Linked DNA regions of Mus musculus: all the other regions are linked to region 3. The links are chromatin loops, found by intact Hi-C in ENCODE. Cell type or tissue: heart. All regions are shown on one strand. Links, peaks and the distances in the headings refer to the core of each region. The heading gives the core; the rest is flanking DNA. Region 1 holds the start of Igf2bp3 (insulin-like growth factor 2 mRNA binding protein 3). Region 2 overlaps Tax1bp1 (Tax1 (human T cell leukemia virus type I) binding protein 1). Region 3 holds the start of Gm32328 (a long non-coding RNA gene).

Region 1 (10,035 bases), core at 2,452-7,451, 2.0 Mb after region 3:
AGAGCATAGAGTTAGTCTAGCTATGGGGAATTTCAAATAGTAATATGTTTTATTCTTGTTTATATCAAATACCTATCTTTAGAAGTCCTCATGTATTCAAAATTTATGGAAAAAAATATCCCCCAAGTCTTTGAAAAAGGACAAAAAGGATAGGAACAACTTACTTTACTGTGAAAAAATATTAAAAAGAAAGAAAATAAGAAACATTACCTTAATGAATAATACTAGACCTCCAAAAATCAAAATACTAAATACAACTTGTATAAAACAGTTCTGGTATTGATATTAAATTAAACCTCTATCCAAACAAAATGTTCTCTTTAGGAAGGCAATAGTACACTTTAACTGTTCATCGGGATATGCCTGTAAACTTAGCACTCAGGAGGCTGAGGCAGGAGAATCACCCTTTCAAAGTCAGCCTGGGCTACAAAACAAAACAAAAACAAAGATCACACTATCTTAGCTGGTAAAAACAAAACAAACACTGCTACTAACATTTATATTAACTATAACAATATATACTTGCTAATTTAATTAATAATATAGTCATTTTAATGTAAACAATACTAGTAAGGGAAGCATATGTTTTAGAAGCATGCTAGGTTAATTTTGATAAAGATCTCAGATTAGGTTTTTTCCCCCCAACTATATCTAATGGTACCATACTCTTTATCAACTTCAGCTAAAATATTTTAAAATAAAATCAAATCCTCAAACTTTGCACCTACAGTGGGTTGGGCTCCCCCTTAAAGCTGGGACCACCAGACTGGAGAGGCTCAGCATCAAATTTAATTGAACTCAAGAAGGAATGAACTTCAGTGAGTAAAATGGACATGGTAGTTAGCCAGGTATTTACCTACCGTTATTTTTGCAAGCAAGGAATTAGAAAAAAAAACCCAACTCCTTTATTAAATCTAAAAATGAGCTCTTCATGTATTGACAACATGAGGAATTCATCTGGCCTCAGCGTTTACTTAGGAGGGACTCCGGGTGGTTTTACCAAGAGAACTTTCATTCCTAAGGTTTGGGGAACAGAATTCTGGGATGGAGCGCTCCAACTGTGAGAATAGTAACCCAAGATGTGTCTTTAAATGACAGACCTTGGAAAATGCTGAGCAGGGGTGAGCGCCCCAGCCCGCCCCTAGCTTTCCCTCCTCCTAGGGAGGAAGCCTAGGTTTGGAGTGTTCTCTGCAAGAGGCTTTCCAAGCTCGGACTCCTGGGCCATTTGACCCCTTTAAGTCCGAACACTCTCGCTCCAGCCGCCCTTGCACAGTTGTGGCGCATGGGAAGACACACAATACAGGAGCTGCAACCGATAAACAAGTTTAAATACCCAACTCTCTCCAGCCTCTTCAGGCTCCTCCCCTACAAACAAACGCCTGGCTCTTTTGTTTTCTTCAGTCAGTCTGGAAATACTATGAACTCGCCAATCCCCACCGAGTCTTTTCATGAAAGGTCTCATTCTCCCGGCCCCTAGAAGAATGGGCACTCTACAGTTGTCGACCATGGGAAGCAGTATAAAACAAGACACAGTTGCAACAAGAGCAACCCTGCTAGCTACTACTTACCAGTCCCACAAAGTCTACAGACAGATGAAATTCCAACTCCTGACTTAAGGCTGAACTTTCAAAAAAAAAAAAAAAAATCAATTGCTTAGCCTGATTAAGGAAAAATACTGTTTGTATAAACCTTTGTTTTTGAGAAGCCATTTGAAAATATATCAGGCTTTGGAGTTTTGGCTTGTTTAGATTAATTTTGAAATTTATTTATAAAATGCAACTTTCTCTTTAAAATTCTTTAATTTTTTTTTCTCTTGATACTGCACGGTTTCAAACTACAAAAATAAATCCCAAGCTAAAATTTCCAAATAACCATACCTTCACATTTAAAGTTTCTTCAGTTTCAGCTTATTTAAATCCTAGCTTTTTAGTACTGCACTATAAATTCAGTCTGTAAGTTTTAATCAGTTTGTTCAACTCAAATAATTTGTGACTCTGGGGAGTGACTTTACACCAAAGCTTAAAAGACACCATTTATTAACCACATTAGTGAGATGTAGTTGAATTAAAATAATGTGTTAAACACATGATTACCTGTTTTAAGTTCTTGACCAACTCATTCGTTACTTACAATTTGTTTTTAAAAGCTGCTTAGATAACTGCTTCACTATGGTACATGGCAATTTGTTACAGCCATTCGATTTTAGAGACTAGATCTAAAGAGTAAACTGAACAGTTTTCTCAAAAGAACTTGAAGATAATATGATTTACTACAGCTGAAAGTTAACAATACACAGAAAAATCTTATATTAATTTAAGCCAATTTCCTCAAGTATTAAATATTTGCTGAATAATCTTTTACCGGGTTTCAACTAAATTTGAGTCCCCCGCCCCTGCTAAGACTTTAAGAAAAAAATTAAAATTATCTGTGGATAAATTTGTATTTCTGGGTGGCCCATTTCTTTTTCTCCAGATAAAGATTGGTAAAATCTTTTATGAATGTTGACAAATCAAACAATTTTATACTTCCTTCTTTTCTGTCACCACCAAAGTTCTGATCGTTATATTTTTAAGAAAAAAAAAAAAAAAACAATAGAAATGTATTTATAAACAGAAACCCACCAGCACCTAACAAAAATTGTGGTTGTTTACCTTTTCGGTTACTGATTATTTCGTTTGTTTCGTATGTTTCCAAACCAATTTCGTATTTATTTTTTCTCACCATCTCCACCAAACGTCAGTGAAATTAGTACATTTCAGCTACAGAAATCGTTAATCCTTCAAGGTCGGTTTCAACTTCACCGGTCTTAGGGCAGCTTCAACGAAAACGTGGTCTTAGCAAAGCTGATTTTTACCCGGAATTTTTCGTTTGCTCTCGACCCCCCGCCCCCCCTTTCAGAGGTTGGTTTTGGTTAAAACAACCGTGCGGACCACAAAAGGAGCTGGGGAGGGAGGGGGTTGAACGAGTTCTCTAGAAGTTTTGTTAAATTCAGGCACCTGGGAACATAATTTGGTTGTGCTTCTTTGAAATGAAAAAAAAAAAAAAAAGTAAAAGGAAAATAGACCGACACATTCGAAGACCTAAAAATAAAAGATGAGTTCGGGGTCGTGCGCGTCCAAAACCCCGACCTCCACGCTGGCCCCGGGTACCACGCGCTGCCGGACTTGGGGCGAACAGTTAAAGGGCTGAGCGCTGCGAGCGGAAGCCCACCCCTCACCCACAGCCCAGCCAACAAGGGAGCAAAGGGTTATTTTCGCGCCACAAAATATGTAAATACAGGGGCGGCCCGAGGGCCAATGGGTGGAGACCAGCTAAGACTCCAGAGGCGGCAACTGTCGATGATAGGCTCGCTGCCTCCACCAATCGGCGAGCGGCTCCGGCGAGGGCGGCGCCTCTCCCGGCGCTGGGTGAGGGTCTGAATCCTTGCAGGGCAGCCCGTCAGCGTCGGAGCCCCGCCCTAGGTCGCTTTTCCGCGCCATCGGCGGCCGCCCCGCCCAGACAGAGCAGAAGCAGCCTTCGTTATTTCTCTGTGGGGACGGAGCATCCTCGAGCGTGCGCCCGCCTCGCGAGTTTACACGCAGTCTCCATGCTTGGATGCAGCCGTGTGGTCAGGCTCCAGCGGCCCATGAAGACTTTCTCTTGTGTGCGTTTCGACGGGTTCCTCTTCTCTGCGCGGAGCTGAAGAAAGGAAACAAACCGCCCCATCTTCTCGGCTCCCAGGCTCCATGTTTAATACAGATAGAAGTGACAGATTCCGGAGTGAGAGCAGACCCAGGTCTCGGATCTCGCCTCTGGTTTGAACAGAGTTCAGAGGAGCGGTTCTCGAGAAGAGTGAAACGCGCCCACCGGCGTGAGGGTGTCAGGCCCCGGCCAGGGAGCCCTAGGGCCACCCTTTGCTTTGCCCACAACCTGTGGCTACAGCAGCGGTAACGGACCTAGGCATACTTTCACGTTACACAGAACCTCAAACATTTTTACTTTTCCGGGTCATCAGAAGAAATGTAGCTATCGAATGTGTAAACAGATGGGTGGGAATCCTTCCTCCGTGGAATTAATATTACTTAGGGAGCTACAACTGCTGAAGAATTGTTTTGGTTCATATACAAATAATGTGAGAAAGTTCTTTAAGGCATCCATATAATTAACTTACGAATCTGAGAAGTTACACGGATTTAATAATATGTGTTCTGGAAAAATTCAAGTATTTTTCGCTCGAAAAGCTAAATTAATAATTACCCAGTTTTTTTGTTTTTGTTTTTAATTTTGCCACGGAGTGTATACTCAATCTCCCAAATGTTTGGCAGATTGGAAGTGGTTTATGTCCACTACCTTTTTGATGTTTCAACTTTATTATTGGAGTGTTAAGGTCCTAGACAAAGTATCCAGTTTGTTACAACAATAAAACATTAAATTCACAGGCGCCCAGGAACATATTCATTAAATTGACACACTCTTGGTTTAAATTCCAGCTGTTAAGATTTGTTTGACAGTGACAGATAAAAATAATATATCCCATGTTTTTAAAAGTAGTTATTTCGTTAGATATAATTTTCAATAAAACAAAGTACATTTAATCCAGGGGAAGGGGGAATCAATACAATTTGGTAGCAAGCTGATCAGTTTGCTATTAAAAAATATTAAGTTATATGATCATATTCAAAGTGATTTCCAGAAAAGCAAACATTACAAATCAAAACATTTCTCCAACAAGGCTTGGTTCACAAGTACTACAAAATTAAATTCGTAAAATTTATAGTGATTTTTTTTGAATGCCACAGAAGTCTAAAGGAATACATATTTTCCTTGAGAGCTGCTTCTCTTTCCAAATGCATGAAGGCGAAGAATAACTTTTTAAAATAGCTAGCTTAGCCTTAAAAATTCACTTCCAAAGATGTTCTTTCCAGATTTCCAATAGTTCTGAATACTGTCTCATAATTTCATAAAGACCATTTTACTAAATTAAACTTAGGTGAAAATACTATTAAAGTTTGTTTTCATTTATACAGTTGGGTTTGCTTAGCAGGAAAGAAAAACCTGTTAGAAAGAATAGTTGCATTGAAAATGGGTGATCTGACACCTTCCGGTTACTTCACACAGAATTGTAAGTTCCTTTTAAAGACAAAATGCAAATACTCTAGATCTTTCAATAATTTCACGTTTTAAAAACAAGCTGCTACTTGTTTTTCTGTCAGAGATAAAGTATTATTAAGTTTTTTTTTTGAAAGAGAACACCATATCAAATTATCAATTGCTGAAGGCGTTTGTAGTATGAAGCACATATTTTCTCTATTCACATTTTTCAACTTGCGAGAGTAGCAAAACATTAGATTTCTGCCTGTATTTTCAGGCTATATAGAGCTTAATTTCAGTCATCCAAACCCGGCAATTTCTCTTTTCCATAAAATGCCTGTTAAAAATATATCACAAGTTATCTTTGAAGCCTTTGAGTAGAGCACACAACCATTAAGCCACAGTTGAAGGTTTTCACAAGGACAGGGGTACTGCCCTTTTTTCCCTATTCCTGTTCTCCGGCTCACATTTAGTAGGATCAGGAAGGCTCCACCGGGCCCAGACCCAACCCCCCAACCACCATTGTGCTCGTTACCTACAGGGAAAATTATGAATGGCTCTCACAGTCAAAGGAAGGCGGAAAGAGCCGAGGAATAGTTTCCCAGCGCGGCCGCCACCTTAGGCTGACGCTGAACAGGGTTCCCTTAGAGTCCCAAGTTCTTTAACAAAAATTATTTAAATAAAAGTATCAGTCCTCCCCCACACCCAGCCCTCCCCCTTCGAAAAACCACAGGAAGCGAGGGTTTCCCTTTAAGTACCGACTTTTCCCACTCGGCCACCCCCAGCCCCACAGCCTCCGCCCCGCGCCCCTCCCCCACGCGGCCAGCCCGCCCCCGGCCTCATTTATCCAGAGTCTTCTCGTAGCCGAGCAGCCAATGAACGGCGAGGCGGAGAGCCACCCGGAGCGCAGGCGGAGGAGGTGTCGCGTAGACACCCGCCCAGGACGTCGGCTCCCCTCCCCCACGCCGGCCCGGGCCGCCCCGCTTGCTCGGTCCCCGGGGCCCTCGAGGGGAGCGGCGCTCTGCCCCCGGGTTCTACTTTCCCCGGTCATCAGAGCCACCGACTGAGTTCGAGATTGTCATTCAGATTTCGTTGTTAAGTGACCCATTTTTTAAAAATCGAATGGTTACAAACTACGGTAACTGCAACCGCGGGACCCCCTAACCGCTTCCTCATCTTAAGGAAAAAGGATCGTTCGTCTGACCCTCCCGAGGCTCGGACCCTTTGGAAACTCGCCGTGCCCATCGCGCCTGGCGCCGGCTGCAGCGGCTGGACGCTCTCCACCCCCTCCCCGGCTCCGGCTCCGGCTCCAGCTCGGGGTCCCTCCTCGCCCAATCTCGCTTCCCCTCCCCCTCTCGCTTTTTTTTTTTTTTTTTTTTTTTCTCTTTCCTCCGAAACCCACTCTAATTGAGGCGCTGGGATTCCTCACGTGAGACGTTGATTTGTAGTTTGAACACGTGGCTCATTCAAAAAGCCGGACACTCGGAGCGGCTGCCCCCGCCCCGCTCCCCTCGCCGCTGCCAGTCACCCCTCGGGGTTTTTTTTTTTTACGGGGAGGCGGCGCCTGCCCCACGTAGTGTGATATTTTCACAGCCCGCTGGCCGCTGCCAAAGGGGTTGGGGAGGAAGAGACAAAAAGTAGTTTCCCCCCGCGCCTCCTCCTTTCTCTCGCTAATCCCGCCTCCTCCCCAGAGTTAGGAAGACTCGACGCTGGGCTCGTCGCTAGGCTTTTTCTTTCTCTCTTTTTTTTAATACCCAGAAGAGGAAAAAGGACCCTGGGATCTGGTTTTCGCCCGCCGCTCCCGTGCTTGGGTCACTGTGTGGGTTTGAAAGCCAAGAGGAGAGGAACAAAATCCACCGGCTCCATCCTCCGCCGTGGGTGCTTTTTTTAATTTAGCATTTTCCTCGGGTTTTAAAACGACCCCTTTTCACAATGAACAAATTGTACATCGGGAACCTCAGCGACCACGCCGGCCCCGCGGACCTGGAAAGTGTCTTCAAGGACGCTAAGATCCCGGTGGCGGGCCCCTTCCTGGTGAAGACGGGCTACGCGTTCGTGGACTGCCCGGACGAGGGCTGGGCCCTCAAGGCCATCGAGGCGCTTTCAGGTGGGGCCCGCGCGCGTGGTCGGGGCCTCCCCGTCTCCGCAGCTGCCATCCGGGACCCCGCTTGCGGGGCGGGTGGGGGTGGGGAGGGGGACGCGCTGTCAGTCGCGGGGCGCGGCGCGGCGCGTGCTGCAGGCCGGGCCAGGCGGGCCTTGGGGCCCAGCGTGGACGCCCGCCGGGCCCTCTGTCTGGTCGCTGTCCCCCAGCCGTAGAGAACAGAAAGTGGCCTGAGCCTACGCCCGGGGGGAGGCCGCGTCCAGGCGGTCCCGCTCCACGCCGCCGCGTCCACCTCGCGGGGTCGTTAGAGCGAAAGGGGCAGGTGGGCGGCGGCGGCCGGCTGTTGCCAGAACGGCAGCCCTGCCACGCGCGGCGCCGCAGTCCCGGCCCGTGCGCGCAGCCGCGGCCCGGGTGTCTGAGTGCGCTCTGCCTGGATGCCCGAGGGGAGAGCAGCTGTCCGTGCCTTTCGGTTTCCACCGTCCCCAGCTGGACTCGAGGCCGGCGCCTTGATGGGTCAGCGCGCGTGGACCAGCACCCCGGCCGCCCAATCTCCTCCTGGCACCCTGGCTCTTTAATCCCATCGCCCAGTGCTCCAGGCCAACCTGGATGTGGACCAGAAAGAAGGCCGCGCGCCCCCATGGCAGGCTGTTTGTTGGGGGTGTGTCTCTTGCAGACCTTGGGGTGCGGGGTGGCCCTTGGAGGGGGTCAGGAGGCGAAAATTGCAACCCAAGTGGTGAGCCTGACTCTTGCTCTCCCTCCCCAGCTTTCTGCAAGTTAAAAAGCCACACCCACCCGAAGGGTCAGCTCTGCACCCTCTCCTTGCCCTGCTCCTCCCTTGTCCTTGAGTCGGGTGGGAATCTTGGGGCCCTGCTGAGGTCACTGAAGCAGGGTGTGTTTTCTCTTAAAGACTGTAGATTTCAAGGTGGGGAAAGCTGCTGAATTTAGCCCGTCGTCTTGCCTCTTGTGTGTTCACAGGTAAAATGGAACTACATGGGAAACCGATGGAAGTTGAGCACTCGGTCCCTAAACGGCAGAGGTGAGCGGATTTACCCTTTTCTGGCCGCTTTTTAGGGAGGAAGCACAGAACACAGATGCAAACTCGGACCCTTTGGCTTACACGCTGGGGCCACGGTTCAGCTAGCTCTTTTTCTGCTTGCCTTTAAGTTTATGGCAGGTGTGTGTGCGCGCGCGTTGATAATTCTGGGACGTAAATGGGGGCTTGCCTGCGGCCCCTGCTTCTGGGTTATTGTTGCTGTTTTAAAAGCCTGTCAAGGAAGCTCTCACAGCTACATGTTCTTGGCAGAGCAGGTTTAGGTCTCAACTGGCAGCCCGAGTTTCAAAAGCCAATAGTCTTTGGGAACCTACGGGATTTAGAAGACAGGTCCAGGACAGATGTGGAGAAGCTGGTCCGCCGTGGTGGGCGCTTCTAATACAGGAGGAGGAACACAGTTGCTTTTGCCCTGGTTCACTGGCCAGCCAGCGGCCATTGGAACACAGTGAATGCTGGGGTCCTGGGGCCTTTCAAACACTCCAAAGTTGTTTTTTTTTTTTTGTTGTTGTTGTTTTTTTTTTTCCTAACAGTGCCTTTGTTCCAGCTCCTCCTGTCCCTTGGTGTATTTTGCTTACAAATAATCACCAAGAGACGGTGAAGGCTGGGGGAATCTGCAACTTCACTGAGATTTCTCTTCTATGAGAGCATCTGTAGCTGTCACTTTACAAAATATTTGCAGGCTATTTTAGCTACTGAAGCTTTTTGGAGAAGCGCCCCCCTTCCCCTCCCTCCCTGCCCTCCCCCCCCCCCCCCCCCCCCCCGACTCTGTAACTCTTAACTGGAAAGACTGAGGTTAGCCTGCTGGGTTTTGCAAGGTGGGGTTAGGGTTTCTGGCTGGCTTTTCAGTCTTCCCCCATTCCTAACCTGGAGCAAACAATAAGCCTGAAGTTAATTCAAACCAGGGCTGTGTGTATCTGGTTAAGTGTTTCTGAGAGTGTGCTCTGGGGGACAGAGGGATTTGCCCTGCAGAGACAGAGGGCAAGAATGCTGTGTGACTGTTTTGAATGAAGCTCTCTTCCACATGAATCACTTCACACTCCTCGTTTTAGAAATAAACTAGTGTGGATACTTGTAGGTTCCTTTTTAAGTCCTTGTTTAATTTCGCCTAAGATAATTGGAAAGATATTTGTGTAACCAGATTTAGGTCTATTTTGATAAGGGTCAAGTTATTTCATATAGTAGAATGTAGTCTTTTATTATTTTTGTTTACTCTTCTAAAGTAGATGTGGATAAAAAGTATCAAACTGATCTTGGTTTCATAGGAATTTAAACAATTGAGGCACAACTCATTTGCCCTTAAGAAGTTTAGAGACCTAGCCTGTGAATCAGCCATTTTGGAAAAACGAACCTTATTGCACACATGCTAGTTGGTTTCATGTTTATCCAGTGTGTCTTAGTGCTTGTCCCTCCGGCCCCCTTCCCGTCACTCCCCTCTCCCCCCCAATCTTTCAAGGGGTTGGTTTATGCAGGCGAGCACTCTACCACTTGAGGCACACCCTTAGCTCTTGGTTTTTAAATCCACTGTAGAATTAAAAGTAAGCAATACAACAAAACGAAGAGCTGGTGTTGTACCCTATTAGTAGAATGATTGCCTAGCATGCCAGAGGCCTTCCACTCCAGAATCCTTGGGCAGGGCAAATGATTATAATTAACAAAGGGACTGTTGTGAATTTAAAACATTAAATGTCTTTTTAAATTTAAAAACATTAAGTGAGTTTTTCAGCTCCAGCTAATGGGTTGACCTCAGTTTGCTGTATCCTCTGTTTTTTATTTTTGAAGTTAATGTCTTCCCATGTGTGGAGAATTAATTTAG
Region 2 (10,035 bases), core at 2,822-7,821, 1.5 Mb before region 3:
AAACAGACCGCCTTAGAGCATATTTCTAAAAGTAGCAGCTGAAACTTACTAGGTATGAAAAAGAAAATGGACAAAGTACAAAAATTAAAAATAGCTAAACATGGTGCTCTATGTCTAGAGTCCCAGATTTTGGAAGAGTCAGGTAAACCGAGGCTTTAGAGAGTTTAAGGGCAGCCTAGACTACATAAGAAAACCCTGTCTCTATAAACAAAACAACCTCAAAGCACCTTAACTAGGCTAAGCCCAAGGAGACACCAAGACGCATTATTATCAAGCTGCCAAAGGTCTTTAAGCAGCAAGGAAAAAGTCACCATACAAGGGTGACTACTACCTGCAGATTTCTCAGCCAAAACATTACAAGCCAGAGGAAACCTTTATCATACTATAATGGGTGGCTTAAATCACTTCTTCCAACAAAATGTTTTAAGAAATAAGAAAAGCTTGAAACAAAACATTCAAACAGTTTTAGATCTACTATCCACAGCAGTTAACTAGTTTATTATCTCTGCAGAATAGGTTTATTTGTGGAAACAGCATGTAAGACTCATCAAATGGCAGAGGACTTCACCATGGGGTCTTCATAGAAACCTAAGTTTGGGAGCCTAAGCTTGTATTGCAGCCAAAATAATATAACAGACTCTGAGCCTTGGCATTTTGTGGGCAGGGCCTATGATTCTTGCGTGCCCAAGCATGCACACCAAACTCAGAGTTCTGAGAGCTAGTTAACAGAACTTGTGATTGAGACCCTTCGGGTTATTCACCTTGGGTTTCACAAATTCAAGATAAGCTGGGCTACACAGTGAGGTCTGGCCACAGTTAAGATTCTGCCCCGAGGGAAAAAAAGAAAGAAGAAAATGAAAAAAGATTTAAGGCTTTAGCTACATCATAAATGTCCTATAGTAAGAACCTGGTTCAATTAACTAAATGAACTGATTCAATGAATATGTACATAAATATTATGACACATTTGGCCTTATCCAGATCCTCCACTCTTTCAACCCCTTTGCTGATTCAAGTAAGGGTAATGACCTGCTTCCTATGGGCACTGAGGATTATTTTCATATTCAAATTCAACAGAGAAATGGCAGGAAGACCCTGATCCAAAGCCTCAGGGATGATTATGTTAAGAGGAAAAGGCATTTAAGACATTTTGCCTGCAATGGTACTTTAATTGTGCATCTAGAATATGGAGAGTACTTCAGCTGAAGGGATGACCTTCTCAAGAACACATGCCAGTTCCTGACAGAGACTGGACAATCAGCTGAAGGTTCCCAAGTTTTAAGTGCTTGTGACTCGCTGAAGCTCAAGTGAGAATTTCCTTGCAATGAGTAGATTCTCCCTTCCGTCCCTTGTTCTGTCACAGATTTAAAAACCTCACAGCTTGTATATGCAACCATTTAGGGTCCACTTTTAGCTTAGACTAGTGTAACTCTTTCATGCAATAATAAACAGAAAAGAGCCCAAAACCTTTTCCCCTAGCCTTTTGAAACTGTATCTGTTCTCCACTATATTCTGAAGAGCCTGAAAATTGCATAAAACCTCCAGCATAGGGAATACCAAAGTAGTAACCACTGAAACGTAATTTTCAAGTAAATAATATGAAAAATGATTGGTGACTATATGAACCAGCCCACAAAGAATTTACTGTTCTCTCAAGTAAACAGAGTATTGACCTAAAAATAATACAATAACAATATGAGCAATATTTAAGAGGTACATAACAAAAGAGGCAATGCATGGCTACAGAGATGTACAAAATCAATCACAAACGACAAGAAGAGACAGTATACAATTTGAGAATCTTTTAAAAATGATTATTTTCCCCCTTTAAGTGTGAAATGGGAGAGAATTTGGAGTTTTTGGTTTGTTTTTTTTTAAGAGATTCTGAGCTGAGGATACAGCTCACTTGTACAGCACTTGCCCATGAAGCTCTGGATTCAATACCCAGCACAGACAACACAAGTTCGTGCACACACAGAGAATATTCTAAAAGTTTTCGCAAAAAACCCAAGTTGGATCTTTTGATCACAGAGAAGAAAACCTGTGGAATTAAGTTCCCAGTGTTTAAATGACTGCACAGTGTTTAGTATTTCATGGTGATATTTACAAAACTGAATCTTAATGTAGTTTCTTAAGACAAGGTTTAGTATAAGTTAAATCCAAATCTGTTTAAAGAAAATATTCAGGTTGTCAAGATAGCTCCTCAGGCAAAGCTGCCTGCTGCCAGTATGAGGACTGCAGTTCAATCACCAAGACTTATATGATAAAAGGATACAACCAACTCTTCCAAGTTGTCCTCTGACTAGATACAAACGGTATGCACACAGCACACACACACACACACACACACACACACACACGCCACAAAATAAATAAATGTAATTTCTGAAAAGATAAAATTAAAAGAATCCATGTGGAAGAAATATTCAAGTTCTCTTACCTTGAATATACCAACCCAATCTTTGGAGTGTGGATGGATATACGGAGTTAAGGTGTAATGGCACTCCAAGTGTGCATTAGGAAGGTAACTTTTAGCCACATTTTGAAAGATGACATGGGCAAAATTGGAAGTCTGCAATTGGACTTCTTGAAAGGATGTCATTGTGAATCTGAAAAGAGCAATTCATACACGTTAAACACTGTCAAATAAGAATAAACTTATACTTTCAAAACCCATATAATTTTTAGGATGGGGATACAACTCAGTCAAGTCCTTGTTCCTCATCTATGAGGCCCTAGGTTCAATGCCCAGCACCATACACACACAAACACAATTCTAATTCTAAATATTTGTATGCCTTAAACATGAGAAATATTCCTTTAAAATATGACCAAATATAGAAATATAGAAACTATAGCTAGTATGACTCAGGAAGAAACACTTGAGTTTAAAATCGAACAAAATGGTAAGCTCTGTCTCAAAACAAAACTCAACTAAATGCAATGCAGCTCTCCGGGAAAGCTAAGCTCTCTATTCTAACCAAAAGCAAGCAAGCAGTATTTTAATGGAGGCTCTGCCAATATAAACCTGATGACTTCTCTTTAGCAATAGACACTAAAAAAAGAAAGGAAGGAAGGAAGAAAGACAAACAGACAGTTGAATATCTGTATGTTATCAATTACTGCTGAATTAATGCTTTCTTTCTGTATGGAAGCCCTGAACACCATGTTTATGTTCAAGTTCCTCCTTAACTCCCATCTCTCTCCCCAGATTCTAGAGTTTGGATTACCATAGTGAACCTGATGCTAACATTTGTTTATATTTTCGGACCATATTGTAATACCCTGAACCATCACTTCTCAATCCTGGTTTCAAATCAGAATTATTAAGGGCCTTTAAAAGAAAACAATTATGATGATTCTGTGTGCATGCACATATAAACACACTCTCCTAACCCAGTCTCTAAAAATTCCCTTAATCTTGTATGCAGCTGAGTAGAAAGCCAGTTCTTTAACCCACGCTCTGCCAGCCTTCCTGGGATTTAAGCATGTAAATTTCCTCAGTCAGTCTCTTAAAACAGTTCATCATACTTGTTCCTCTACCTATATTGATGTTATCCTTTCCTTCTAGGTGTAATATTATCTTAAAAAAAAAAACAAAACAAAACAAAAAACTACCTTACCTACAAGTATTCATTTACTTTACCTATATACTTATTAAAAATAAGTAGACATTAACTGACATACACACAAGTGACATCTCATAGACTGAGAAGGTTATATTTAGGAATATATATGATATGCATATATGCATGTATCAAAAATTAATGGATAAAGGGGTCATAGATTTGAAAGAGAACAAGAAGGATGGTATAGAGTAGGGTTTGGAGAAAAAAAACAGAAAGGATAAATGGTGTAATAGTCTCATAATCTCAAAACATAAATACATAAATAGTGGGTATTAAAAACAAGAAGAACCAGGTATAAAGGTATTTGCCCTGCAAACCTGGCAACCCAAGTTTAATCCCTAGAATCCATGTGGGAATTGCAAGGAGAAAACCACCTCCTGAAGTTGTCCTCTGACCTCCACAAGTGGCCAGTGGAACCTGCATCCCATAGCCACATAAACAATACAAATGTTTAAGTTTTTAAAGTATAGCACTAATGAGATATATGATGTTGGAAAATACACCATCCAGTAAATGCTCACCTATTTAGTATACAAACACAAGATGAAAGACAGAGATAGACCACAAAAAGCACAGGACTCAAATGGTTCTGTTTTGTTTGTCTGCTTTATTTTAGTTGTTTATTTAAGACTGGGCCCTGCTTTGTAGCCCTGGCTTGTCCATAAGTCTCAGCAATCCTACCTCAACCTCTTTTCTGCTGGAACTAGAAGCCTGTGCCACCAGCCCAGCTTCAAATAGTTTTCTAATCTGATTCACTTTTGATAAAAAAGGAAAAACAATGATGGAATTTACTCAAAGAAGCAACTACAGAGCACATCACAGACTCAATACAATCATTAATTATACATCACACACAAAAGTAACTGCCTATAGCACTTGCTTCTAAGTCATTACAGAAGATCCCTGCAACAATGAAGGAAACCAGGACAAAAAAAATTGCTAACTAATCTAATTTACTTCACAACTCAATGAAGTTTCTACTAGAAATCACAGCGGTAGATGCTGCTCATTTGAACAACTATTAAAAAGTTTATTAACTAGGCATAATGCTACAGGCCTACACCAGTACTCTGGAAGCTGAAGCAGGATTGCCTCAAGACTAGCCATGACTTCATAGTGAGACTAAGAACATCTAAAGACTAAGAAATAAAAGCCATAACCCAGCTAGGCAGGTGATAAAAAACTGTAATCCTACATTTAAGCAGGCTGAAGCAGGAAGATAGTTCAAGGCCAGTCTAGGCTACACAGAGACCCTACCTCAAAAGAAAATGAGGGAGAAACCAACCAACCAGGAGAAAACATGCTTGCTGCAGGACCACTGACTGGATGAGTTCTCCTTGGAAAATTATATAGGGAGATGAAAACTGCAGTGGGATAGATGAATGCCACTTGAAAGAACAGACAAGTTTTGTAAAAGAAGTCAATCCAGAAGCTAGAGGGGAGGCTCACACTTTGAAATACCATCCGATTCAAGATTTAACAACAACAAAAAAATATATATATGCTTTATATATGCATGATGTGCATGTCACAAAAGTAAGAATCTGTGTGAAGCCAGGCGTTGTGGCCCAGAATTATAATCCTAGTACTAAAAACAAAAGAATCTGGAGTCAGTGCTCAAGCTACACAGAGATTTGAAGGCCAAGCCTAGGCTATGAGGCCTCCACCCTCACCCTCCAGCAAAACAAACAAACAAACAAACAAACAAACAAGGAGACAGATGGCTTGCTGGGTAAAGTACCTGTTTTTGCAACCATCAAGACCTGAGTTCATATCCCCAGGCACTTACCTATAAGCACCAAATCTTTGGGAACAAAAACAAGCAGATCCTAGGGATTCACTAAGCCAGCTAGTCTAGCTAAATCAGCAAACTCCAGGTTCAATAAGAGACTGTCTTCAAAATAAGTAAATGTGGTGGAGAGCCACAGAGAGGAATGCTTAACATCTACCTCTGGCTTACACATACGTGCGCGCACACACACAATTTTGGTCTGTTTGGGGTTTTTTTGCTTTTGTTTTTTTACTTTTATGAAAATATAGCTTTTAATTTTTAAAAGTTAAAGGAAGAATCACAACTTGAATCATCAGTTTTAAGTTAGAAAAAAAAAAATTCTGACTCCCACGTAGTAACTCTGCTTCACTCTTCTCAAAGATAATACACTGAAATGATGGGAAAGCTACTAAAAACATTGGCCTTCACTGAGAATGCCGAAGTGCATAACCTAGAAGAGAAGCCATGTGCAAAGTCACTGCATCACCATGTGGTAACGCCTGGGACTGACATTCAGAGCAAAGAACAAGTCCTACTTAGTTGGAAAGAGAAAATACAGCCAGGCAACTTCACCAGGCCAGACTCTGCTTCCTTGTCTCTAAGGCATTTCTACAGAAACAAGTGCAGTAAGTTGGGAAGAGAATTATAAATTAAAAATTCCCAGTTACTAATTGAAGGGCCTGACATATGTCTAGGAACCAATGTCTGAAATGCTACAGCGAGCCCTTCCTATTGTAGCCTCAAGGTTCTAACACCAGCAGAACCTCTTTATGTGTGTCAGGCTGTAAACTACTCTCTATGACAGCATTTCTCAACCTAAGAGTCTCAGCTCCTTTCCAGGTCAAATGAACCTTTCACAGGGGTTGCCTAAGATCATTCAAAACCACAGACACTACAATTTATAACAGTAGCAAAATTAGAGTTATGAAATAGCAACAATAATAATTTTATGACTGAGGGTCACAACAACACGAGGAACTATAATAAAGAGTCTCAGATTAGGAAGACTGAGAACCACTGATCTTTGCACTAAAACCCAATTTTATTATTTCTACAATTCACTAATATCCAAATCAAGATGAATAAGGAGATAGTTGGCATTAGCTAAGCAAATGTCCAAAACTAAGAAGGAAAAAAGCACTTCTTTCCATGCTATCTTTACTTACACTTGGGCTTTTACTAGCCCCAAATGGAGCAGCCTCTTGTGGTAGTATTTCTTCCAGTGGCTCCATATGGAACTAAATGACTTTTTCAATTTTAAGTATTTCACCTATCCTACCAATTAAGTTTCAAAAAATCTGGGTGATAAATTACATTATATTTTTTTAACTCTCCATCACTTAGCTACAAAACAAGTAAAAAGGCAGTCAGGCGTGGTGGCGCACGCCTTTAATCCCAGCACTTGGGAGGCAGAGGCAGGAGGATTTCTGAGTTTGAGGCCAGCTTGGTCTACAAAGTGAGTTCCAGGACAGCAAAGGCTACACAGAGAAACCCTGTCTCGAAAAACCGTAAGTAAAAAGGCTTAATTTCTACCATTCACTTTAGAAACTCCAGGAGAAGAAAAAACAATGTGTTTGGAGGAAAGAAGGGGGTAATGAAAAAAACAGCAAAAGTCTTAATTTCATTGCTCCTGTTTCCTTTGTGTGCAATCAGAAATTTCAAAAATAAAGTCAATAAAAGAAAATAAAAAACCAAGCTAGTAACAAACCCCTGTGTCTAACTTACTTCAATAGAAAACACTGCATGAACACTTTTGTACCATAATTAAGATAAGGGTTGACAGCCATTGTTTTTAAAAACCTTCAATTACAAAAATAGGGGCCTATTTCTAGCACTTTGAAAATAGAGGCAGGCAGATCCCTGTAAGTTTGAAGAGGCCTGACCTACACATTAAGTTCCAGAGCAGCCAAGGCTACATACAGAGCAAGACCCTCCCTCCAAAACAAAAAACAAAAAAAACAAAACAAAAAACAAAAAAAACAAAAAACAATGTGTGTGTGTGTGTGTGTGTAAAATGTCTCCAAACTTAAATCCTAAATGACAGAAACATGTGAAGGAGAATAAAAATAGCCTGATGATTTAACAAGTCCCTTATTTACTCTTCAGTCTTCTGCATAGTTTGTAGAATAGCATAGCCTCAGAAAGATATTAGCAGCCAACTTTGAGGAGGCAGGAACAAAGACTTGTTAATCTGCACTCCTGAAGCCATCTCTATCTCCACCAGCCTTGATAGCTGGTTATTCCTATATTCTGCCCAGCTGTGGTTTTCTCTTTTGAGAAAGACTCGCTGTGCAACTCTAGTTGAGGCTGGCCTCAAGCTCACGACACTCCTCCCTGCCTCAGCTCCCAAGCGCTATAATCCCAGCTGATAAAATATCAGATCCAATTTAACTTAATTTTTGTATCTTTTAAAATACGTTCATTTGTAAAACACTGTTCTTGGCCCACAAGTATTAGAAGATAGAACTTTGTAATTTCTATTAAGGCTTATTTAGAACAATGTAAACTTTAGAGCTACAAGTGCAGAAAGCCCAAAGTTTACATACTAACAATCAGTCCAAAGAAAATACACCAACAAGCTTCACAGGTGAAGCAGGGCTTGGTTGAAAACACCTTAACATCAGCACTCAGAAAACAGGCAGAAGCCAGCCTGGTTTCCATGCAGAGCTCCAGGACAGCCAGGGCTACAACATAGTTAAGACCCAGCCAATAAATAAGTAAAAATAAAATTTACAGGTAAGTTAATTCTTCCAAGGAAATATAAATATATAGTTAGAACTGCATATAAAAACTTTAGCATCCGGCTGGCGAGATGGTTCAGCAGGTAAGAGCATTGACTGCTCTTCCGAAGGTCCTGAGTTCAAATCCCAGCAGCCAATCACCCATAATGAGATCCGATGCTCTCTTCTGGTGTGTCTGAAGACAGCTACAGTGTACTTATTTATAATAATAAATAAATGTTTGGGCCGGAGCGAGCAGAGGTCCTAAATTCAATACCCAACAACCCCATGAAGGCTCACAACCATCTGTACAGCTACAGTGTGTGTGTATTAAAATAAAATAAATAAATCTTTTTTTAAAAACCAACTTAGCATCCTAGGGGATGGAGCGCTGACTCAGTAATTAAGAGCACTTACTGCTCTTACAGAGGACCTAAGTTGGGTTCACAGCACCTACATGGTGGTTCACACCATCTATCACTCTAGTTCCAGGAGATCTGACATCCTCTTCTGACTTAAGTCAGATATAACCAGGCATAAAATGCAAGCAAAACACTCATACGCATAAGTCTAAATTTTTTTAAAAACAGCATCCTTTAAAGGTTACAATTTATAATTCCAAGATGTTATTTTTGTCCTAGAAAAGGTACTCAATGGTTACATTTCACATACATTTCACATACACGACTGTGATTCTAAGAGCAAATGGTATGCAGCTAATGTAATAACTTGAAAACAAATAATACAATACAACTGTATTTGAAATTTAACAAATAACAAAGACGAGGGGGAGGAGGTTAACCAGTCATTCCTAGCATAGTCAAATATATTCTTGCAGAAATCTAAGATAAGTTCAGGGCGTTTGCCTAACATTCGAAAGGGACATACAGAAATCCAATTTACCCCTGAGAAGAATAGAATGGAGGCGAGTCCTTGGCCTCAGCTTCTTCTCCACACCTAGAGGGTAACCTGGAGATCACAAACCCACTTAATCAACCCACTTTTAAGGAATGTTATTCAAATAACCATTTTCGAATGTTTTGGGATTGAACACTAAAATTTTAATTATATTTGTTCGTGTCCTAATCATGAATTTTTACCACTTGGCAAAAAGCAGCATACTTGGCAGATACTTAGCATTAAAATGTCTAACATACCAACATAACGATAAAGCCGGAAATCTATCATAGTCAAACGCCACAACGTTTTCCAACAAAACTTTCAGGAACAAATTGTACTTCATATTTCTCAACAGGGAAATACAAGCGAACACCCCAGCTACGTTCTAACAGTACAGTTTTCGGGCGATGAGCGCTAGCCAGAACACGTCTTGCACCTTCCGCCGGGTCCAAAACACCGGGGAGAGTCAGCAGTGGGTGGAGCGAGGGAGGCGGAGTCGTGAAATCAAGTCCAGACGACCACAGAGCGAAGCGATCCTCCCCAAGATTTCTTAAAGCCTTCTCTTGGGCACCAGAGGGGGAGGGCTGCTTTCCAAACAGCAAGACTCAACTAATCTCTCAGCCCAGGAGAAGCCGGAGATCAAGCCAAGCCAGGTAAACAGCCAAACCAGGCGACACAGGGAGTCCCCGCCTCTTCCTCCAGCGGAGACTCAAACCAAAACAACCCAACGGGTCCTCCCCGGCTCGCCGCGGCCTAGCGCGCCCGCCACCCGTCCCTGGCTTGTTAGACGCCGGGGCCAGCCGGGGCCAGCCGCGGCCTAGCACGCCCGCTCCCGCCACGCTTCCCACTCTACGGTCACCCCAAGCCCAAAACACGTCACAATCGCGGCCCGGGGGAAGCTCGTCCTTGGGAAAGAGAGCTTCGTCACCACGGAGACCGTTCCCAAAACTCGCCAGGCCCGGGTTCCAGGGCCGAGACGGAGCGCGAGCGCCGGTTACCTCGAAAGCACGCGGCC
Region 3 (10,035 bases), core at 2,381-7,380:
GGGAAGGATTTGTGCCCTCTCCTGCAAGACTGCCACAATCCCAAGTATCCCATAAGCTAAAGCTCTTTATGCACTCAACACTCAATTTGTCTCAGCTCTCATTTTCTTTCTTTTCTTCCTTTAAGTATTTATTTATTCTTATTATGTAGACCGGGCTGGCTCTGAACTTAGGCATGAGCCTACTCTTAACCCCCCACCCCGTGATGCATGTCTCAGACTTTTGACATGTTTCGTTTTATTTAGCATTTTGTTTAGTCATGTTTTATTTTATTTTAACATTTTATTTAAACAATATGCCTGCTCTGAACACAAGTGTTTAGTCCTAAAACACCTTTAGCTTTTTCCAGATAGTACATCCAGGCCTGGATTCCTCCTCAAGCAAGGAAGGCCAGCGGGGGAATTCAGGGACAACACCCCTAGCATCTATCAATTTCAAGGTATTTGGTTCATTTGCAGACAGCGGCGCGGGTGGATGAGAGGCGCTCTGCTCAGAAAGGCCTGTGGAGAGGTTTTGGCTTGACATTCACTTAGCTTGACACAGCTAAGACTGGGACTTAAAGTGAGCCCCCTGGGGACCTAAGGCAGACCCTTTTCTGGCCCCATCGCTTCTGTGTTCCTCCTCGCGCACCTGGCCAGTCCTGCACAGTGGCCCAGGTCCAGAATTCGCCATCAGGAGACGCAAGCCCGCCTGGGTTTAAACCCGGCTCTGCTACCGGAAGTCATTTGATAAATCTCAGGCTGGCATTTCTAATCTTTGCGGCTCCTCAGTTTTGCAAATCTTTAAACAAGCTGTAACCTCCTTCAAACAGCGCGCCAGACAGACAACCCCCAGGGTCAGACAGAATGCATCTGCACTCCACTTCCTCCAAGGTCAGGCCCGCACCTCTTCCAGCACCTTTCTGTCTGCTGATTCCCGTGCACTCATCCCGCAGCCCAAAACCCAGGAATGTCTCCCACCCTGGAGGCCCAGGTCTGAGCACAGGAGACTCATCGAGCCCCTGGGGGCAGACCAGGGGGAGAGTACCCTCCGGGCAAGATCAGCGAGGTGGGGGTTGGTCGAGTGATTTATGGTGCTTATCAACGTTTTAGGAAGCAGAAATTAACCTGAGGAGGATTAGGCCCCGAGCTTTGAAGTGCGTTGTTTTGTTTTCCTCCCGTCCACTCCCAGGATCAAACAGTTCCTGTTCCTTCCATCGCTCTCCTCCTACTCCGGTTGTCTCTTCTCCCCTCGCCTATGCCCTAACAAGCCCTTTTGCATTGTTTTTCTTAATTTCAAATAGAAATCTTTTGACACTAGCTACCGAGTTCCTGTCAGTGGTCTAGAAACAGAAAGACCCCTCCCCCATCCCTGTCCTCCGGGAATAGTGTTTAACGTTTGAACATCCACTTTCTGTTTGGGAGATCAGAGGTAGCAAATCTGTAACTCTTCTTTTCTTTGGCACTTTCTTCCCATCCAAAGCCCTTAGCCTAGTCCCCCAGGGAGGCTGGCCTTCCCGGGAAGAGGGCTAGGTTGAGGTGCTTGGCCTTCATCTCTGGGCGAGTGCTAACTTCGCTTAGCTCATCACACCTCCGGGTAGTGCGGATTCCTGGATGGTCCTCTTAGCTCTCCAGTCTTCCAGGGCCCGGGACTGTGGGGTGCTCTTTCCACGCTGCTCTTTATTCCCCCCTCCCCGACATTCAAGCTTCCGAGCGGAATCGTCTCCCGCAGTTCTTTCCCGGAGGCGCTAGTTGAAAATGCAATTTCCTTGGGGGGGTGGGGGTGGGGGGAGAGTGGAGAGGCAGGGGGTGTGGTCCGGCTGAGAGTAAAACAGAAACTCGGTTTGTTTGGGGTTCTGAAACCATCCATGTTTTATTGCATCCGCCTCAGAGTCAACTAAGACTTAATGAGCATCCAGGCGGGAAAAGCACAAGGAGATTTGCTCGGTGCTCGGGAGGGGACCTGAGTGAGGGGAGTCTGTTTACTTTCTCTTGCAACTAGAGGTTGCAACATCTTCCCCAAATGGCTCCTTCTAGTGCCGGGGGTATAGACAGGCAAGTCAAAAGGCATCAGGTTTCAGCTCTCTGAGTAATCCAAGATCATTCAGCCAAGAAGACCTTCGAAGTTGGCCCTGTCTACAGCTTGTAATGAAAAGGGTAATCTGTCGTGTAATGAAAAACAGTACCCACAAAACAAACCAGTCTCCGACGGCCTTCCACCTCGCACCACTCTACCCTAAAACCCGCCAGTGACAAATATTACTATCCAGTTCCACCCCCAAAAGAGGAAGCAGTAGATCTTCCTCTTAATAACTTCCCAAAGTGTTACAAATAATAAAAGGGGCGCATAAATCATCGCCCAAGCGACTCAATGCGGACCACGAAGGATTTACTTCTCTTGAGCCTTAGCTTCCAATCGCTCTCTCATTGGTTTATTTCTCGAAGTCCGCCCCCAGATCCATGCTCTTATTGGTCAATATGGCAGGGTGACGAGTAGAAAGGGCGTGGGGTTGGTGGGAGGCTGGATTTTTCCAGTGCGCAAGCGTTCTAGGGTGTGCGGGTGTGATTGACAGCCAGGGGGAAACAAGTGCGCGTGCGTGGATGAGTGAGCCAGTCAGAGACACACAGAGACAGAGACACACAGAGACAGAGACACATAGAAAAAAGAAAGAGGGAGAGGGATGGAGAGAGAAAGAGAGAGAGAGAGAGAGAGAGAGAGAAAGGAAGGGGGGGAGAGAAAGAAAGAAATGAGGTGTAAGGAGAAGGAAGAGAGCTAAGGTGAAAGAGACCTATGGCGAGGTGGTGGGTGCTGACACTGGTGGGGTGCAGTCCTAGCTGCAGGCATTTCCCGCTGAGTCAGATTGTTGTGCCCGGTCCTCCACAGATCCTCTAGGAGGGCCTGGAAGGGATTCACTGAGGACGGTCTTCACCAGGCTAACTGTTGGTAGGGAGTAAAGAGAAATAGGAGGCTTGCTTTCCTCTAGGAATCCACTTAAAATCGCCAGAAGTTTATTTTTATAGCCGTGTTATTCGTGCATTTCCGGAAAAGCACACAATTCAAGCCCTCAATGTCCCAGGTATCGTAGTCCTAGGCACTCCACTAATAGCCAGCATCACTCCAGCCCTGTGTGGCTTCTCACAAACACATCTGCCACAGCTCTCTAAGCGGCTTGTAATCGAAGAGGCCCGAGAAAAAGACACACTGTAAGAGTGCTTGGGTGGAAGGAAAAAAAATAAATAAAGAGGAAAAAAATACGTAAAGGAAGAAAATTAGAAAAGTGCAGCCACTAAAGAATAGTGACAGAAAAAAAACCAAACAAACAAATAAACAAACAAAACTACCCGCCCCATCCCCAAACATACGTACAAACAAAAAGACAAAACCGCGGAAGGACAAGTCCGCTCACTACTGAGTGGAAAATTTGGAAATCATTCCAGGACCGGCTTTATACAGAAGGATCAAACCCGGTTTGTGTAGATGCCTGTTAACGCCTGCTACAAAATTCTTGAGAGGCGAGGGCCGGTGTCTGCAGCTGCAGCCGCTGGGCCGCTGCCCGCTTGCATCCAAATTCCAGCGTCTGGAAGCGAGAGGCCCGGATTGTTTCCTCACTCCGGCCGGCCGCGGATTCCTTCCTGCACGTATTTTAGGGCAATAATAAACGCCTTGTGAAGCTGGGCATGTTTTAAATTACAATATTCCTGGAAGATCTAGTCGAGAATCTAAGTGTTTGGCTTTACGAATTTCTAAATTTAAAACTGTCCATGACTTCTTCACAGGCCCTACAGATTTTTTTTCCGTTAAAAAAAAAGTGTTTATGTGAGGAGAAATGTGCAAACAAAAGCATTCCAGTCTGTGAATGCACGGTAAATAAATACGGAGGAGAGGATGATCTAAGCGTGTCATTATTGATAAAGTAAAAAATGTTGTTTTAGATTCTCTTTTCTGTGTTTTTTCTTACGAAGCCAAGCTTTTAGCTTGCCTATGTACTGAAAGCAGTATTTTGTAAATACATTTATTTATAAATGTCATATTCATTTTTAATTTGACAATGATCATTTGTAACAAAAAATTGTTAGCTTAATTTTAGGAGTTTTATTATTCGTTTGACTACTTATTGATATTTTAAGCAGCAAACCTAAAATTAATAACCAAGGCTTTGATAGCTGCTTATTTTTGTTTCATTGAAAGTCCTTATTTTATTAGGTAGATATATAGCTGAATTAATTTTTGAAACGATGAGTAAAAACGATATTTTTCTTTCGCTTTGCTAGAGCAAAAGTATATTTTCATTCTTCTCCGTCCGACTCCTGCTCTTCTAGCAGCCACAGCAAACTGACAGGCTCCAGCCTGTTGGAGGACTAGTATGCAAATTTCGGATGATTGACACCTCTAGTGGAAACCAATCACGCTACAATAGGCTGCTGATTGGCTAACTATGGTCTGACGTATAATTGACGTTTTTAAAACATATTATCCAATCACAACAAGTCATGCAAATAAGTGAAGGAATCATATTACCAGAGATCAGAGGAAACTTGAGTACGCCCCCACGTGTTCAGTAGCCGGTACTGCAGAAACTACTGCCAAACTGTACGAAATACTCAATTCTACTGCTCGCTTTAGCCTTTCTTAAACTTTTTTGTCACTGAATATAAATGATCATTAAAAATTCCCCAAGAGGTATGATGGTTCATTTAAAAATATCTATGTGGCTACAGACTTTCAGAATCTATCCCCGTTTTTTTGTTTTTGTTTTTTGTTTTTGCTAATATTTTTATCCTCAAATCTAATCTTCTGTAACGAAGATCGTCCTTCTTCGTCTCAAGAGGACGAAGTTTACACAGCCGTTTGGTGAAGAAATCCCTGTAGGTTCAGACCTACAGGTCAGTGGAATTTGGTGGCTGTCGTGAAGTTCCACGTGTTACCGCCAGATGGCATAAGGCTCATCTTTTCTTTGCCTCTCAGCACTCTCCCCAAATTCTGCAAGTAATTTAGAAAAATTAATAACCAAACAGTTTTATATTTTATAACCGAGTGAAGTGGGACACCCTTGTACTATTAGAAAGCTACATATTACGAAAATCAGTTTGTTGGTTGTTGCTTTAATGGGAAGCTTCCTCTTGAGACTTTTGCCCAGTCAAGTTTTAGAGTAAACTACACATTCAGTGTTTGCAAAAACTTTTCCTTAAAGGGAACTGGGCGGCCATAAGGGATCGAGGCGGCCGCGCTTCGGGAGTGTCATTTTCGGTTTTTTAGGAATTAAAGTGAAATTAAAGTTGGAGGGGAAAGCTTAATTTTCCAACGACCACTCTTCCTTTCCCCAGATGCCTGCCTGGTCGCAGCCCGGGAGCCGAAGGTTGCGTTGCTGCTTTCGGACACATTTGCAGTTAACACACCCGGCTCTTTCAGCGATTCGTGTTGGGACCTCGGTCACAGGAAGGACTTTCTGTGCTTTAGTATCGTTTCTAGGGCAGCGCTTTTGTTTTGCCAACTCCAGCGGAAGACACGAGGATGAAACCCCGGGAAAGCTTTATCTCTGGCACCTCCAGTGTATATGTTTTTCTCTTTGGACTTATCAGGAAGAGAGGTGTTCGTGCGACCACAACCCCAAGGCCAGACTAAGAGCTAATGGTATTTTCAGAGGGGAGAAGGGAAGAAAGAAAAGAAAATCAAGTTGACAGGCGAGCTCTGCAGTTTCCACGAACATATTACGGGTTGACCACGCGGCCTCTTCACCCACCCACAAAAACCCCTGTACTCCGCTTTGGATCACTATACCTAATAGTCATGAAATTTAAAATCGTACCCAGTCTTCAAAAAATAACTCTGAAAAAGGCATATTTATTACTTTAAAAAAAATCACTCAGAATCCAGCCACGAGGCCCTCGTCCTACAAAATAGCGATTCATAGGCTTGTTACTTTGGGTTTCCCGTCTGCTGAATTTTATTTAGAAGCCAGTGATTAGAGTGGTTTCTCTAGTCCTCTCTCCTGCGGCCCCCTAACTGAGTTTACTTTACACCCTATCTCTGGATCCCGAACCTGCGTTACTTCAGCTCTGGTGCCTAAGAGTCAACTTCACAAACTGCAGGGGACAGACAGGAGGGCCTAACACTATCTTTGAGTTAGAATTACTTCTCCAGAAGTCCCAATCTTAAGTTTCTTATTTTTTACTGCCTATAAACTTATTGGCCTTTTATCTTCCGAAACAAAACACACTTAGAAACTTAAGTAAGAATTTTTGGGTACGCATAGTTCCCTTTTATGGGGTGGATGGAATTGAGTTTTTTTCAGTGCTTTAAGGAAAAAAAAAAAGCGTCTTTAAACAAACGGAGAAGGGTCCTGGAGGAGGACTATGGGGCCAGCTGCCCTTCCTAACTTCTCAGTCTGAGACTTTGGCATCTTCCGGGCAAGCGTGGGTTCAGGGCTTGCGGGGCAGATTGGCTGGCAGTTCCGTAAACCCAGGCTGGATGGAAGGCCGCAGTGCCCCCGGGCCCCAGAGCGGGTTTCATTTCTGCAGGGACCTCACCGGCGTCCCGCCGGGCGCTGTAAATCAGCCTTTCCTTGCTAGGAGCGCGGGGATGAGCACCGGCTCTCACCCTACGCCGCCTCCGGGGTCCATCAATCAAGCTCTCCCGCCCCAGCCTGAGTGCCGCCCGGGGCGCCTGCTTTGTGTCAGCCTGCAGCGGGCCTGGGTGGGGCGCCCCAGGGTTCGCAAGGGTCTGGAACACCCCTCAGTTTTTCCCACCCCGGGACGTGGTGACTGGAACCGTGATCTCTAATCTACAGAGCGAGTCCCCTCCTTTGCTGACGCCCCAATCCTTCCCCACTTCGTGTGATCCCTTCAACAATGTCACCCCAGAAGGGGCGAGGAGGATTCGTCACTAGCAACTTGATTTCCCCAGCAAATCCCGTTTCTGGACCTCAGTTTCTTGACTGTAAAACGATAGTTCCTTCTTCCTTCCTTCCTTCCTTCCTTCCTTCCTCCCTTCCTTCCTTCCTTCCTTCCTTCCTATCATCTACCATCAATCATTTATCCATTTTTATCTAGTTCCAGTGTTCTTTTGTTTGTGGAGAAGCATGAGCCTTTTGCCCTATACAATTTTTAAAAAAATTCCTTTCCTTCCGCTCAGATCTTCCCTCAGTGTCGTGCGCCTCACTCCACCCCTCCCTGCTCCCTGTTCTTTACAACTTACTGGGCACCAGACCATTGCAAAAAGCAACTCCATCCCTCAAGACACAGACCAGAACCTTGGGGAACTGAGCCCCGACCCGCCCTATTCCTTCTGGAGAGGCCACCAGGGGGCGACGCAGACCAAGAATAGAACAACAAGGAGCCACGTGTCTTTCTCCCAAAAATATTGTCAGGCTGGGCCTTGAACACTTTTCTTAGCTTCCCTATAGTGATTTCTTTTGCCATTTCCATTTGATCCTCGGCGCTCATACTAAATGGCTGTAGTCTGGGTACGTGGGGGAAGAAGGGTCACAAGCATAAGGAAGAGCAGCGGATGTCCAAGTGACAGAACACAGGAAATGTGCCAAATGCTAATCTTAAGCACCAAACTTTGATTCTTAGACTACGAAGGTCACACAATTTAGTGGGGTCTGGGCTGGAACCATCAGACTACAAAACTGAGGTGGAAAGCACACTCATGCATCCCTTCCTACTTTTTGGTTCTGTTTGTTTGTTTGTTTGTTTGTTTTTGTTTTTGTTTTGTTTGTTTGTTTGTTTGTTCCGAGACAGGGTTTTTCTGTATAGCCCCGGCTATCCTGGAACTCACTTTGTAGACCAGGCTGGCCACAAACTCAGAAATCCGCCTGCCTCTGCCTCCCAAGTGCTGGGACTAAAGACTTGTGCCACCATCACCAGGCCTACTTTTTGGTTTTTATGGTACGGTCAAGGCACAGGTAAACATGAGAAAGAGAGGAGCAGAGTGAGGTGAGACACCGACACTTCTCAATGAGCAGCAGCCATCGTCGATGCTGGAGGTTGTCTGCATGGGAAGAACAGAGAAGGTCCCATCCCTGCCCTTTCCGTGGAGGGACTGTTTAGATCATACTTTTATTTGTGGCTGTGTATGCTTTATGGTGTGGATTAGCTGAGCCCCAGAGGACGGTGGGCCTTGTTCACTGTGGCCAACGGAAAGATCTTCAGGAGAAAACGTGTAAGGTTGAAATATCTATTCCCACATGTGCAGAGGCTCTTGGATTGTGTTTGCTTTCAAAATCCATAAATGTTTTTATTAAACTATCTCTTTCTTGTGGCCCAGGCACGCATAAAGTATTTGCCACGTGTGTAAACGCTTCCATTTTGGTCTTCCTTGAGGGAAGCTTTGTAGCTCTGCAGTAAATATTTGCTCTGGGGTAAACCTTGGCAGGCAATCACTGGACTCCTCAGTGTGGTTTCATTGGATGCTGGGTGCACTTGTGTGCACATGTGCCTGTTTTAACAGCACACACAGAGGAGAAATTGCAGGAGACCTTGGGAGTTTTTTTATTTTATTTTATTTTATTTTATTTTATTTTATATATTTATTTTACCAGAGATAGAGAGGTGTGTAATGACTATAATTATGTGAGTGAAATTATAAAATGAACCCAAGTCTCTTTCAAATTTGAGTCTTCTTACGGGGCCATGGTGGCTCATGCCTGTGTTATCAGTACTTGGGAAGCTGAGGCAGAGGGATTGCCATGAGTTTGAAGTTAGCCTAAACTAAACAGTGAGACCCTGACTCAAAAAAGCCAAAAATATTTTTTTCTTTTTCTTTTTTTGGCAAAAAGATTTTTTTGATTCTTCCTTGTATACGGCCAGCCTCTCCATTCCCCACATCATGCCAAATCAAGTGCTCGTCTGTAGCCATCTTTCATAACAGCTTTTAACATAGTAGTGTTTGGGGGCAGTGAGTGTATTTAAAAGTAATAAAGTATAGGCTTTGCTTCCTAAATTCTATTCAAAACAGTAAGACTCTAAAAATCAAACAAATTATGATCTTTATTTTGTTTTAAAATGTGATATGGTTTCATTTTCCTCAGTGCTTTAATCTGTAGTCATGTTTTAAAAATTCAGAGGAAAAGAAAAAGACAGACCAATGGGATTGTAGATAGTCAAGATGTGGGAATTCTCATTCCTGAAGAAAACTATGAGTTACTTAACTTCTCTGTCATGAAAGACTGGATTTCTATAAAAAGATGCTGGTCAGTCCGATCAAATGGATGAGAAGGGGCTCGATGGAGGATGACTGAGCTCTGCAAACGGCTAACATAGGACCGCCTTTGAGCGAGTACTTGGGAATTAAAAGCTCTGCTTGGCCTCCCGAGTCTTGACATTGTGACTTCAGACCTGGTGAGTCCCTGCTCTTTAAAAAACATCATCCCACCCTCCCCTGGACTGAAAAATATGTCCTAGGCATGCCCCCCCCCCCCCCACGTCGATTATAAAGATTTTATTTATTCTTCTGGTCGCTGCAGAGAAAGAGAGCCCAGCCCTGCTCAGGAGAAAAGGAAACTTTAGACTCAGGCTAGCTGTGGGGTGGCCTGGCCACTGAAGGTGGAGTAAGCTGTAGTCAGAGCCACGTACACTCTCAGATGTCTCTCCCTGCAAACACTGTCTCTGTAAAACACAGAGTGTGGACCTAAGTCGCTCTCTGGAGCATCTGCCTGTCACAGTGTAGCCTGGAGGTTTCAGTCCCGAGAATTCTTCCTTAAATATTTTCTTGCCTTTTCAAAGAGTGCTCTGGCACTTCACACCAGGGGCACTTGAAGAAATGGACTGACCCTAAGTAAGGGAAGTCCCTTTGGCATGGCCTGAGGCTATAAGGCTGTCCCCAGTGGGGGCTGCATCTTTTGATGAACAGTTTACACAGACTTGAGAAAGAATCCATGAAACAGAATCAGCTGCATTCAAAGTAAACGGTTTCAGGCTCCCCGGAGCTGAGCAGGGCAACCTTTAGGTTTGCTCAGCTGGCCAGTGCTGGCAACCTGGGAAGACCCTGGATTCACCACCCATTCTTGGAGAGAGTGGAAATTACCTACCCACTGACTTCCAGCAGGGGCAACACAA

Evidence for each region. Hi-C counts contacts between places; a loop is a spot of excess contacts. Peaks named below come from ENCODE experiments on the same cell type or tissue, not always from the same donor. Only the 100,000 strongest peaks of a DNase experiment are listed, where the experiment ranks them.
Region 1: a loop joins it to region 3, with 17 times the contacts of the local background. A loop is called at or near these places in 15 of 42 quality-filtered maps.
Region 2: a loop joins it to region 3, with 4 times the contacts of the local background. A loop is called at or near these places in 2 of 42 quality-filtered maps.

The regions. Positions count from the first base shown.
Region 1 is chr6:49,211,439-49,221,473 of GRCm38, reverse strand. It overlaps Igf2bp3 (insulin-like growth factor 2 mRNA binding protein 3), which reads left to right and starts at 6,520. Exons shown (of 15, transcript NM_023670.3): 1 at 6,520-7,177; 2 at 8,147-8,207. The coding sequence starts at 7,003. D030074P21Rik (a long non-coding RNA gene) reads left to right here and starts at 8,214. Exons shown (of 2, transcript XR_869057.2): 1 at 8,214-10,035. In heart, for the core only: no CTCF peak of the experiment used is centred there; a DNase peak (open chromatin) is centred at 7,173; H3K4me3 peaks cover 5,000 bases; H3K27ac peaks cover 4,841 bases.
Region 2 is chr6:52,713,872-52,723,906 of GRCm38, reverse strand. It overlaps Tax1bp1 (Tax1 (human T cell leukemia virus type I) binding protein 1), which reads right to left. Exons shown (of 18, transcript NM_025816.3): 2 at 2,441-2,609. The coding sequence starts at 2,602. Among named protein-coding and RNA genes, the nearest start is that of Tax1bp1, 5.2 kb to the right of the region's middle. In heart, for the core only: a CTCF peak has its summit at 5,882; no DNase peak of the experiment used is centred there.
Region 3 is chr6:51,165,483-51,175,517 of GRCm38, reverse strand. Gm32328 (a long non-coding RNA gene) reads left to right here and starts at 9,072. Exons shown (of 4, transcript XR_377663.2): 1 at 9,072-9,318. In heart, for the core only: CTCF peaks have their summits at 2,520, 4,557, 4,863 (motif pointing right) and 7,266 (motif pointing right); DNase peaks (open chromatin) are centred at 2,517, 4,397, 6,647, 7,267 and 2 weaker places; H3K4me3 peaks cover 4,818 bases; H3K27ac peaks cover 4,901 bases.